2 separate regions of the Homo sapiens genome follow, and region 2 is linked to region 1. A link is an interaction called in ENCODE POLR2A ChIA-PET data of the cell type or tissue named here. Cell type or tissue: OCI-LY7. All regions are shown on one strand.

Region 1 (5,000 bases):
CCCCAGTGATACTAAAATCCACTCATGCTCAAGTTCTGCAATTGGCTCTGTGGAACCTGCAGATAGGAAAAGTCAGCCTTCTGTGTACACAGGTTTTGAATCCTGCAAATACTTTATTTTTGATCTGTATTTGGTTGCAGATGTGGAACCTACCAATATGGAGGATTGACTGTTTTTATTGAAAAAGATCCAACCATAAGTGGACCCATGCAGTTCACACCTATGTTGTTCAAGGGTCAATTGTGTTTGTCAGGATATTTAATAATTATAAATATTCGTATTGCCCCAAATCCTTCAAACAATCTTGGGGTCAGTATAATTGTCTATACTTTATAGATAAAGGAAACGTTACTTAGATGAATTCATCTAAAGTCACACAGGTGATTAAATGGCAGTGGTAAAACTATGTTTGAATAAATGACTAAATGATTCTTGATTACACGTGCAAATCAAAGAAACACCAAATAAATGAATACCAAATATATTGCTATGATATAGAGATACTTTACTCATTAGCATTGTTGGTTACAAGCACTTCACTGGCTGACTTAGGCAAAAAAGAATTCATTATTGAGGAAAGACCTTAGCACTCAGCTTGGGAACAGAGAGCAACTCTTAAGGACCATATTGTGTTCCCTCAAAATTCACATGTTGAAGGCTTAACCCCCAATGTGACTGTATTTGGAGACAGAGCCTTTAGGGAAGTAGTTAACGATTAAAGAGACTTCTAGATCAACAAGGAAACTGGCAGATAATATGGTCTCAAATAGCTGATGGCAATTAGAAGAAGAATATTTGTCTGTACATCTCACTTGAGAGCTCTTGGCAAAGGTTCTGTGGCCTTAATCCTGGATCGGCTATTTTCATTTCATGTAATTTTGAGCAAGCTATTTACCCTATCTCTATCTCAATTTCCTGCTCCATAAAATGTGGATAATAGTAATGATTACCTCATAGAGTTGTTGTGAGGACCAAATGAAACAATATACTAAGAAGTTTGAATGTACCTGGCATATTGTTAATTTCTCAATAAATGTAGGTCATTGTTATTCAAAACGTATAGTCAGGCAATTTGGAAACATCACTGAATTTCTGTTAGTTACATTCTCAGTGTCCTTTAATTGAATGTCCATAGCAGCTTTAAAAGACTTTCCTGGTAATAGCAAATTCTTCTTCCTGAAGCATGAGGAAAAACTGGAGATGGGGTTGGGTATCTAATAGCCCCTACTGCAGAATTTTTATTGAGACTCATACGATCTCATGGAAAGAGGGTTAAGGGAACTGAGTTTAGAAGGAGTGAGCCTATGAAAGTTCTGCCAGAAGTAAACACATTCATAAATATAGTCATTTGGTTTCACAGTCATGAAAATATCTTAATGAAGACTTTAAGCAAATTATCATCTACCAATTTACATATTATTTCCATTCAAAGAATTAAAATTATTGATGCTTCTAGTGGATCAATCCAGAAACTCAGATGCCAGCCTTCTCACTCTTTCTCAATCAATGACCAAATTCTGCAAACTCTACCTTTGAATTATCTCAAATCTATGGATCTCTTCTCGTCTCAGTAGGCTATCATGCTAGCTCAGGTGGCAATCATCCCTTGTGTGTATCCCACTAACAGACATCTTCCTCCCAACCATGTTTTTCCAGTCCTAACTTTCCAGTGGCTTGCCATCTCCCCTGTGATGATTTAGAAACTCTTTAACATTACTTATGAATCTTTTCCCACATGTCACCCACCTATTTCTGTAGTTCTACAGAAGTGAGGAAGATACACCCAGGAACCATATAATAGTAATCATGTCTCTCAGATGTCTGGAGTTTCTGGCAGTGTCCAAATATTATGTAATACAATTCTTTGGAAGAAGGCCAACTCAATTGTCTATCTTTTTTGTTTTTTTAATTCTTTTTAATATTTAATTTTTGTGGGTACAGAGTATGTGCATATACTGATGCAAAAATCCTCAACAAAATACTAGCAAACCAAATTCAACAATAACATTAGAAAGATTATTCATCATGACCAACTGGGATGTATCCCTAGGATGCAAGGATAGTTCAAAATATGCAAATCAACCAGTGCGATACACCATATCAACAGAATGAAAGATAAAATCCATATAATCATCTCAATGGATGCTAAAAAGGGTAGTGGCCAGCCCCACAGGGTCTGTGCGTTTTTCTCCACATGTGCAGAGATGAGAGATCATAGAAATAAAGACACAAGACAAAGAGATAAAAGAAAAGACAACTGGGCCCGGGGGACCACTACCACCAAGATGCGGAGACCAGTAGTGGCCCCGAATGCCTGGCTGCACTGTTATTTATTGGATACAAGGCAAAAGGGGCAGGGTAAAGAGTGTGAGTCATCTCCAATGATTGATAAGGTCACGTGAGTCACGTGTCCACCAGACAGGGGGCCCTTCCCTGTTTGGCAGCCAAGGCAGAGAGAGTACAGCTTATGCCATTATTTATTCTATGCTCTTTTCAGAAAGATCAAAGACTTTAATACTTTCACTAATTTTGCTACTGCTATCTAGAGGGCAGAGCCAGGTGCCCAGAGTAGAACATGAAAGTGAAACAGGAGCATGACCGCTGAAGCACAGCATCACAGGGAGATGGTTAGGCCTCCAGATAACTGTGGGTGGGCCTGACTGATGTCAGGCCCTCCACAAGAGTGGTGGAGCAGAGTCTTCTCTAAACTCCCCTGGGGAAAGGGAGACTCCCTTTCCTGGTCTGCTAAGTAGCAGGTGCTTTTCCTTGGCACTGATGCTACCGCTAGACCATGTCCACTTGGTAATGGGCATCTTCCCAGATGCTGGCATTACTGCTAGACCAAGGAGCCATCTAGTGGCCCTGTCTGGGCATGACAGAGGGCTCACACTCTCGTCTTCTGGTCACTTCTCACCATGCCCCTTCAGCTCCTATCTCTGTATGGCCTGGTTTTTCCTGGGTTATGATTGTAGAGTGAAGATTATTATAATATTGGAATAAAGAGTAATTGCTACAAATTAATGATTAATGATATTCATATATAATCATATCTATGATCTATATCTAGTATAACTCTTGTTATTTTATATATTTATCACACTGGAACAGCTCGTGCCCTCGGTCTCTTGCCTCAGGTGGCTTACCGCCCACAAAAAAGCATTTGATAAGATTCAACATCCCTTCATAATAAAACCTCTGAACAAACTGGGAATAGAAGAAACATGCCTCAACAGGTTAAAAGCTATATATGACAGACCTACAGCTAGTATCACACTGAATGGGGAAAAGCTGAAAGCCTTTTTTCCAATAGCTGGAACACAACAAAGATGCCCACTTTTACCAGGGTTTGCTAGTATTTTGATGAGGATTTTTGCATCAATATTCATCAGAAATATTGGACTGTAGTTTTCTGTGTTTTGATGTGTCTTCGGTTTTGGTATCAGGATAATATTTGCCTCATAGAATGAGTTTGGAAGTATTCCCTTCTCTATTTTTTTCACTTTTCCTGTTTTTCTATTGGAATTGTTTATCTTTTTTTAATTATACTTTAAGTTCTGGGATACATGTGCTGAACGTGCAGCTTTGTTCCATAGGTATAAGCGAGCTATGGTAGTTTGCTGCACCCATCAACCTGTCATCTACATTAGGTATTTCTCCTAATACTATCCCTCTCCCAGGCCCCCACCTACCAGCAGGCTCCAGTGTATGATGTTCCCCTCCCTTTGTCCATGTGTTCTCATTGTTCAACTCCCACTTATAAGTGAGAACATGCGGTGTTTGGTTTTCTGTTCTTGTGTTAGTTTGCTGCCTTCTCCTGCATTTTTCAGAACAGTTTGAGTAGGATTGATATTCTTCTTTAAATGTTTGGTAGAATTCAGCAGTGAAGCTGTCAGATCCTGGGCTTTTCTTTACTGAGAGACTTTAGTATAGCTTCAGTCTTGTGTCTTGCTATTGGTCTGTTCAGGTTTTGGATTTTGACCTCGTTCAATCTTGGTGGATCATATGTGTCTAGAAATTTGTCATTTTTTTTAGGTTTTCCAATTTATTGATATATAGGCCAGGTGTGGTGGCTCATGCCTGTAATCCTAGCACTTTGGGAGGCCAAGGTAGGTGGATTGCTTGAGCTCAGGTGTTTCTATTTAGGATAAAAGTAGTTTATACACCACAGTTAACAGCGTTATAATATTCTGTCTGTTCGTGTGTACTTATTATTACCTGTGAGTTTTAAAACTTCTGGTGATTATTTATTGCTCACTAATGTTCCTTTCTTTCTCAATGTTCTGTTCTTTCTTTAGCATTTCTTGTAGGAAAGGTCTGATATTGATGAAATCCCTCAGCTCTTGTCTGGGAAAGTATTCTTCCTTCATTTTTGAAGAATATTTTTGTGAGATAATATTCTAGGGTAAAAGGTATTTTTCCTTCAGCACTTTAAGTGTGTCATGCCACTGTCTCCTAGGTTTCCACTGAAAAATCTGCTGTCAGATGTATTGTATCTCCATTGTATGTTATTTATTTCTTTTCTCTTGCTGCTTTTATGTTTCTTTCTCCTTGACCTTTGGGAGTTTGATTTTAAATGCCTTGAGATAGTCTTTGGGTTAAATCTGCTTGGTGTTCTACAACTTTCCTGTACTCAGATACTGATATCTTTCTCTGGTATGGGGAAGTTCTCTGTTATTATTTCTTTAAATAAACTTTCTACCCCATCTCCATCTCTACCTTCTCTTTAAGGCCAATAATTCTTAGATTTGCCCTTTCAAGGCTATTTTCTATAACCTGTAGATGTGTTTTGTTGTTTTTTAATTTTTTTATTTTGTATCTTTTGAAAGCGCATTTTTAAATAGCCTGTCTTCAAGCTCACTAATTCTTTTTTCTGCTTTGTTAATTCTGCGAATAAAGGTCCCTGATAGATTCTTCAGTATGACAATTGCATTTTTCAGCTCCAGAATTTCTGATTCTTTTTAACTATTTCAATCTGTCTGTTAAATGTATCTGATAGAATT
Region 2 (5,000 bases), 250 kb before region 1:
ATTGACAAATTTTATGTAGAGAATTAACTCTAAATGGACAATGATAGGCTCTCTGGGAATGTGTAAGAAAAGTTTTAAAGAAGGATTCTTTAAATGGATGCGACACACTGCAAGGGAAATTCTGTGACACCTGGAACTAAAACACATGGAACTAAAACATCGGTCTCAGGGGGTTGAACGGTAGAGGAATAAAAGCATTTTGTATCACTTAGCACACTCGTCTGGATCAGAGGAGGGAGCAAAACAGGGAAATGAATCTATTGGAAGATATCAACTTATTGAGGTAAAGGAGGAAATGGTGAATAGCTGTTACTTTATTTTATATAATAGTAAAAAAATTTGTGTTCAATTATGAGCACTAGAAACAAATACCAGTGATTGAATAAAAAGTTAATAAGGGAATATGATGTATAAGTGAGTTAATAAGAGAACTTGAGGGATAAGTGAATTAATAAGAGTCCACAGTGGAGGCAATTTCCCCTTTTGAAAAACATTATCTTTTGAATATATGCAGGATATACTTTGCAAAAGAAAAAAAGTGTATATTGGGGAAAGAATTTTCACTCATTCTCGAGACACTCAATACTTTTCCCTAGATAATCTATGGCTATAAAAGCATAATAATGCCTTTTTAATATATTTTCCCAGCAACTAAGAAGTTCAGTGTTTATAATTGTAATAAGAAGCGTGCTGATCTGGCCTGAAATATAGTTTTACTTTAGATATATGTCTCATAAATAGTATTTGAGAAGTCAGGGAATATGCTTAGAAAGGGATTACCAAGGCCCTATAACACATGAGTTTGAGGGCACAGGGAGATTAAGATTTAGAACAAAGTTAGGTGAAATCTAGGGCCAAAGGATAGCAGGGTGTGTGTGTGTGAGTGTGTGTGTGTGTGTGTGTGTGTGTTGGGTGGGGCAGGTGGGAACCTTTGGAGAATGCCTGTAGGCTGCTAGTGAGGTGCTATGATCTCTAGACCTTGGTAGGTCCTTGCAAAGAGACATGGTTCTGAAAGGTTGGCACCCTTATAGGTTCTTAAAATATTTTCGTTATCCATAGGGGTGAACCTGGAGATCATTACCAAAGTTTAAAAATTTCACCACTGGGCACACAGGTTACCCTTCTCGTGGTGGCATGGCAAAGCTTGATTTGCAAGAGTTTCTTTTGGATTGTCCCCAATGATTCCCTTTAAAAATAGGAGCTCCTTCAGGGTAAGGAAGGAAGGAGAAAATATCCCTTCTAACCTATTTTCTCTTTTTCATTCCAAGGACTCTGGAAAGGCACAGCAGGTTTGGTTTTGAAATCTGTAGAATTTTAGTGCTCTCCATTCTCCCAAGTAGATGACTTTAGTGAAGGTAAAAGGAAAGACTGTTTGCTGTGTCAAGGGAAGATTCATATGCAAATCCCAAGACTCAGATGTTATTTCAGAAGAGTTGGTGTCCATAGTAAAGTAGAACTGGCCCGGGTTCATCTGCCTACAAGGGCAATTGTCTGAGGCAAATATGAGGAAACTGGCAGAACAGGAGGGGTGGAATCTTCCTGGGAGAAAGAGTAAAGAGAGTTCTAGGTGGAGAGGGGATCAATATGTTGAGCAAACACCTGGCTGTCTTCTTAGTTCCTATATGAAATCATGGAAAAGACTTTAGAACAAAGAATAAATATGTCATAGCAGGAAAACAAAGAGCAGTCTTTTGGCCAGAAATAGAAACTGTTAAAAAGAAAAACAAACCAACAACAAAAAAAAAAACACCTTTAAGTTTGAAAATGACAGAAGTTAAGAAGTGGAAAGTTGCCTGGGATATGCTTTTATTGCAGCCTCTCTAGTAAACCCGTCCCCACTTCATCTTTGTGTCTTTGCTTATCCTAAGCAGCATGGTGGCAGCCATGGCATTCTTCAGGCTGAAGTGGTCATTTTTGGCACTTGGGCTTGAGATGGCAGTGAAGCGGCATCGTTTGTCTGGGGAAATGCCAGAGGTTTGCTGTCTCACAGTATGGAAATTGTAGATGTGGACACCAAAGGAGTGGGTTTAAGAGCAAAAGTTTAATAGGCAAAAGAACAAAGAGAGAGTTTCCTCATGCATTGGAAGGGTGCCTGAGCAGGTTTCCGGGTTTGGGGCGAGTTGTGGTTGGTTTTATAGAGGAGCTTGAGGAGGCAGTGTCTGATTTACATAGGGCTCAGAGGGTTGGTTGGAGCAGGTGTGCTATTTATGTGATGCACGAAGAGCCTGGCCATCCCACATGAATCTTTAGTATGCAAACGGGGCCTCTACCTGGCCTGTGCCGTGTCGCCTGCACAAGTGAAGACAAAGAAAAGGAAATAGGCGGCCAGGCGTGGTAGCTCATGACTGTAATCCTAGCACATTTGGAGGCCAAGGACGGTGGATCACGAGAGGTCAGGAGTTCAAGACCAGCCTGGCGAAGATGGTGAAACCCTGCCTCTACTAAAAAAACACGAAAAAAAAAATTAGCCATGCGTGATGGTGGGCACCTGTAATCTCAGCTACTCAGGAGGCTGAGGGAGAGAATTGCTTGAACCCAGGAGGGGGAGGTTGTAGTGAGCTGAGAATGCACCACTGCACTCCAGACTGAGTGACAGAGCAGGATTCCATCTGAAAAAAAAAAATAGGAAGAGGAAACCTCTATGTTGAGTACGCCTGACTTCCAGGTATCCCTTTTCTATTTGCATAGGTGCCGGCATTTACCTATGCAAGCTTTTAGCATGCTTGCGGCTTGATTTTTTAGGCTGATTTTCGCTAGAAAAGCGATTATATGGGGGCTGCTTTTTATTAAAAGAAAAACCTTACTGAGGACTCTCTTACCTACACTAACTGCTTAATAATTTCTTTTTAGCTCCTGTATCAGCAGTGCTTGTGCCTGATAGGTGATGATCATGAGGGGGACCAGGAGCCTCTAGACTTAAGAGACAAGTTGCCAGCATTCTCCAGATGGAGTGTTTCCCTCCCCAGCACCACCTGCTGGTCAGTTTGACAAGCAGATGAAGGGAAGTTCTCAAATACACAATAAGCAGATAACCCCAACATCACCAGAAATAGCAAGTTGTGATGGCAGTTTGTCAAATTGTCTTTATTTTTTGTCAGCATCATCTGTTGCTTTCTGAGGGAAGTTTTTTGAGTTCTCCCACTGAGACTGTGGATTTGCATTTTTCTTTTGTATGTCTGTCAGCTTTTGCCATGTATAGTTTGTAGTTGTGTTGTGTTGTGAGGCAGATTCATGACCTATGTTGTGGGAGAATTTCTGTATTTAGCAGATGTTCAACTTACGTTCTATTTTGCCAAGTGTTGATGGTATTACTTTGCTTTTCAGTTTCACGTTCATTTAGTATATCTTCTTCCTTTCCGTGAACCCTTGTGTGTTGTTTATTTCAGATATGCTTCCTTATGAACTGACGGTGACTCCCAAATTCATATGTTGAAGACCCAACTCCCAACGGACTTGGAGGTGGGCCTTTGAGAAGTAATTGGGTTTAGATTAAGTCATAAGGGTGGAGCCCCCTTGATGGTATTAAGTCCTTCTAAGAAAAGGAAGAGAGTCTGAGCTCTCCTCTGTCTCCACCATGTGAGGGCACAGAGATGTATGCTTCTTGGATTTTGTTTTTAACTCAGTATGAAAAACATATATTTTAATAAGAAAATTACCCCATTCATTGTTAGTGTGTTTATTGATAATGTTGGACTTACTTGTGCCATATTTAAGAAATCCTCTTTCATCCTTCCCATGCTTTCTTGTTGTTTTTTTAATGCAAGTGCATGATAAGGTTTAGGGATCACTTTTTTAACAGGTCCACGAAGGGCTAGATAAGGGAAGCTGGTTTGCGTTCAGGGAAGCGGCAGAGGAGGGAAGCTGGCAGCTGGGCTGTGCTAAGATGACCTTAGCCCCAGACCCTGGATGAACATCCTCTTCTGGATACAGGACCTGCCCGAGGCATCATTTTGAAATAGTCAAATTTTATTTGCTTTGTGTTCTTTCATCACATATATTAGCTTTTGCCTCTTGAGTGCCAAAATATAGCTGTTTTTATATTACCCCAAGTTCCTGAGTTTATTTTTTAGGTAAGAATTTTCCACCCTTTGAAATCCCAAATGACATGTTTACTCTCTTTCTCAGACCATGCTTTCATTTCAGTCAATGTAACAAATCAGCCAGGTCTCAGGAGTTTAGAAATCTGATTGGATTGATTTATACTAAGCGGTAACAGATCTACCACAGCCTTCTAAGATGAATTGGAGTTTCTTAAAAACTCCATGACCTACACTATTCTTTAGGTGCTGGAATTGCACACTTTCAAATCACATCAAGTATAAACATTCAATTTTGTGGGGGGTTATTTTCTATGGAGAGATGAGGTGTTGATTAATACTGGTAGGCTTTACTCCAAAAGACAATTCTATTAAGATTTCTTTTGTTTTTTAAAATCTAGACTATCAGAAGGAGTAAAAATGCCAATTTTTTTTTTCTTTTTGCTGTGGCTACAATGTTCACAGTAATCCAAGCTCCAATGACAGGGGGGGAGAGCGGAGCCAAATGAGGCCCCGTTTTTTTCATGAAGTGTATTTTTCTTTTTTTTTTTGAGATCAGGGGTTCAGAAATTGTAATATAAGTGTTCAATTATAAAGTTATTATGATAGTGCATGGCACGTGTCCTTTCCATCATCTGGATTTTTCCACTTTTACTGTATGGCTCACTCTTACTCACTCTCCAGTCTTCACCTTAGTGGTCACTTCCCCCTGAAATGCCCTTGACCCCTTAAGATAGCAGTGCTGCAAACATCGTAAGCTGAATTTATAGCCAGACTCACAGGCAACACCTTATCTTGTGCCATGCTTCACTAATGATGAGGAAGTGAGAAAGAGTAGGGGAAAGGAGGCACAACAAATGTCATTTCCATAACAGAGGCCTCAAGGCCAGCCCACTTGATTCTCTGGAGATCCTTTTCTGCATAACAATGATGAAAGGTAGCCTAAGAAAGCCATTTGTCTGA

Evidence for each region. ChIA-PET counts read pairs that join two places held together with the same protein. Peaks named below come from ENCODE experiments on the same cell type or tissue, not always from the same donor. Only the 100,000 strongest peaks of a DNase experiment are listed, where the experiment ranks them.
Region 2: POLR2A ChIA-PET joins it to region 1 with 6 read pairs; 1 of 35 experiments calls an interaction of 5 or more read pairs at or near these places.

What each region holds. Positions count from the first base shown.
Region 1 is chr11:58,848,475-58,853,474 of GRCh38, reverse strand. It overlaps a transcript of GLYATL2 not described here. Among named protein-coding and RNA genes, the nearest start is that of GLYATL2, 6.3 kb to the right of the region's middle. In OCI-LY7, a CTCF peak has its summit at 2,875 (motif pointing left); DNase peaks (open chromatin) are centred at 2,574 and 2,844.
Region 2 is chr11:59,095,297-59,100,296 of GRCh38, reverse strand. It overlaps LOC105369315 (a long non-coding RNA gene), which reads left to right. Exons shown (of 3, transcript XR_007062680.1): 1 at 1-2,665; 2 at 2,851-2,978; 3 at 3,387-4,043. Among named protein-coding and RNA genes, the nearest start is that of FAM111B, 9.4 kb to the left of the region's middle. RefSeq lists enhancers at 2,368-2,537, 4,660-5,000 and a silencer at 3,151-3,260. In OCI-LY7, CTCF peaks have their summits at 2,800 and 3,000 (motif pointing left); DNase peaks (open chromatin) are centred at 2,246, 2,966 and 4,886; H3K4me3 peaks cover 4,521 bases; H3K27ac peaks cover 4,747 bases.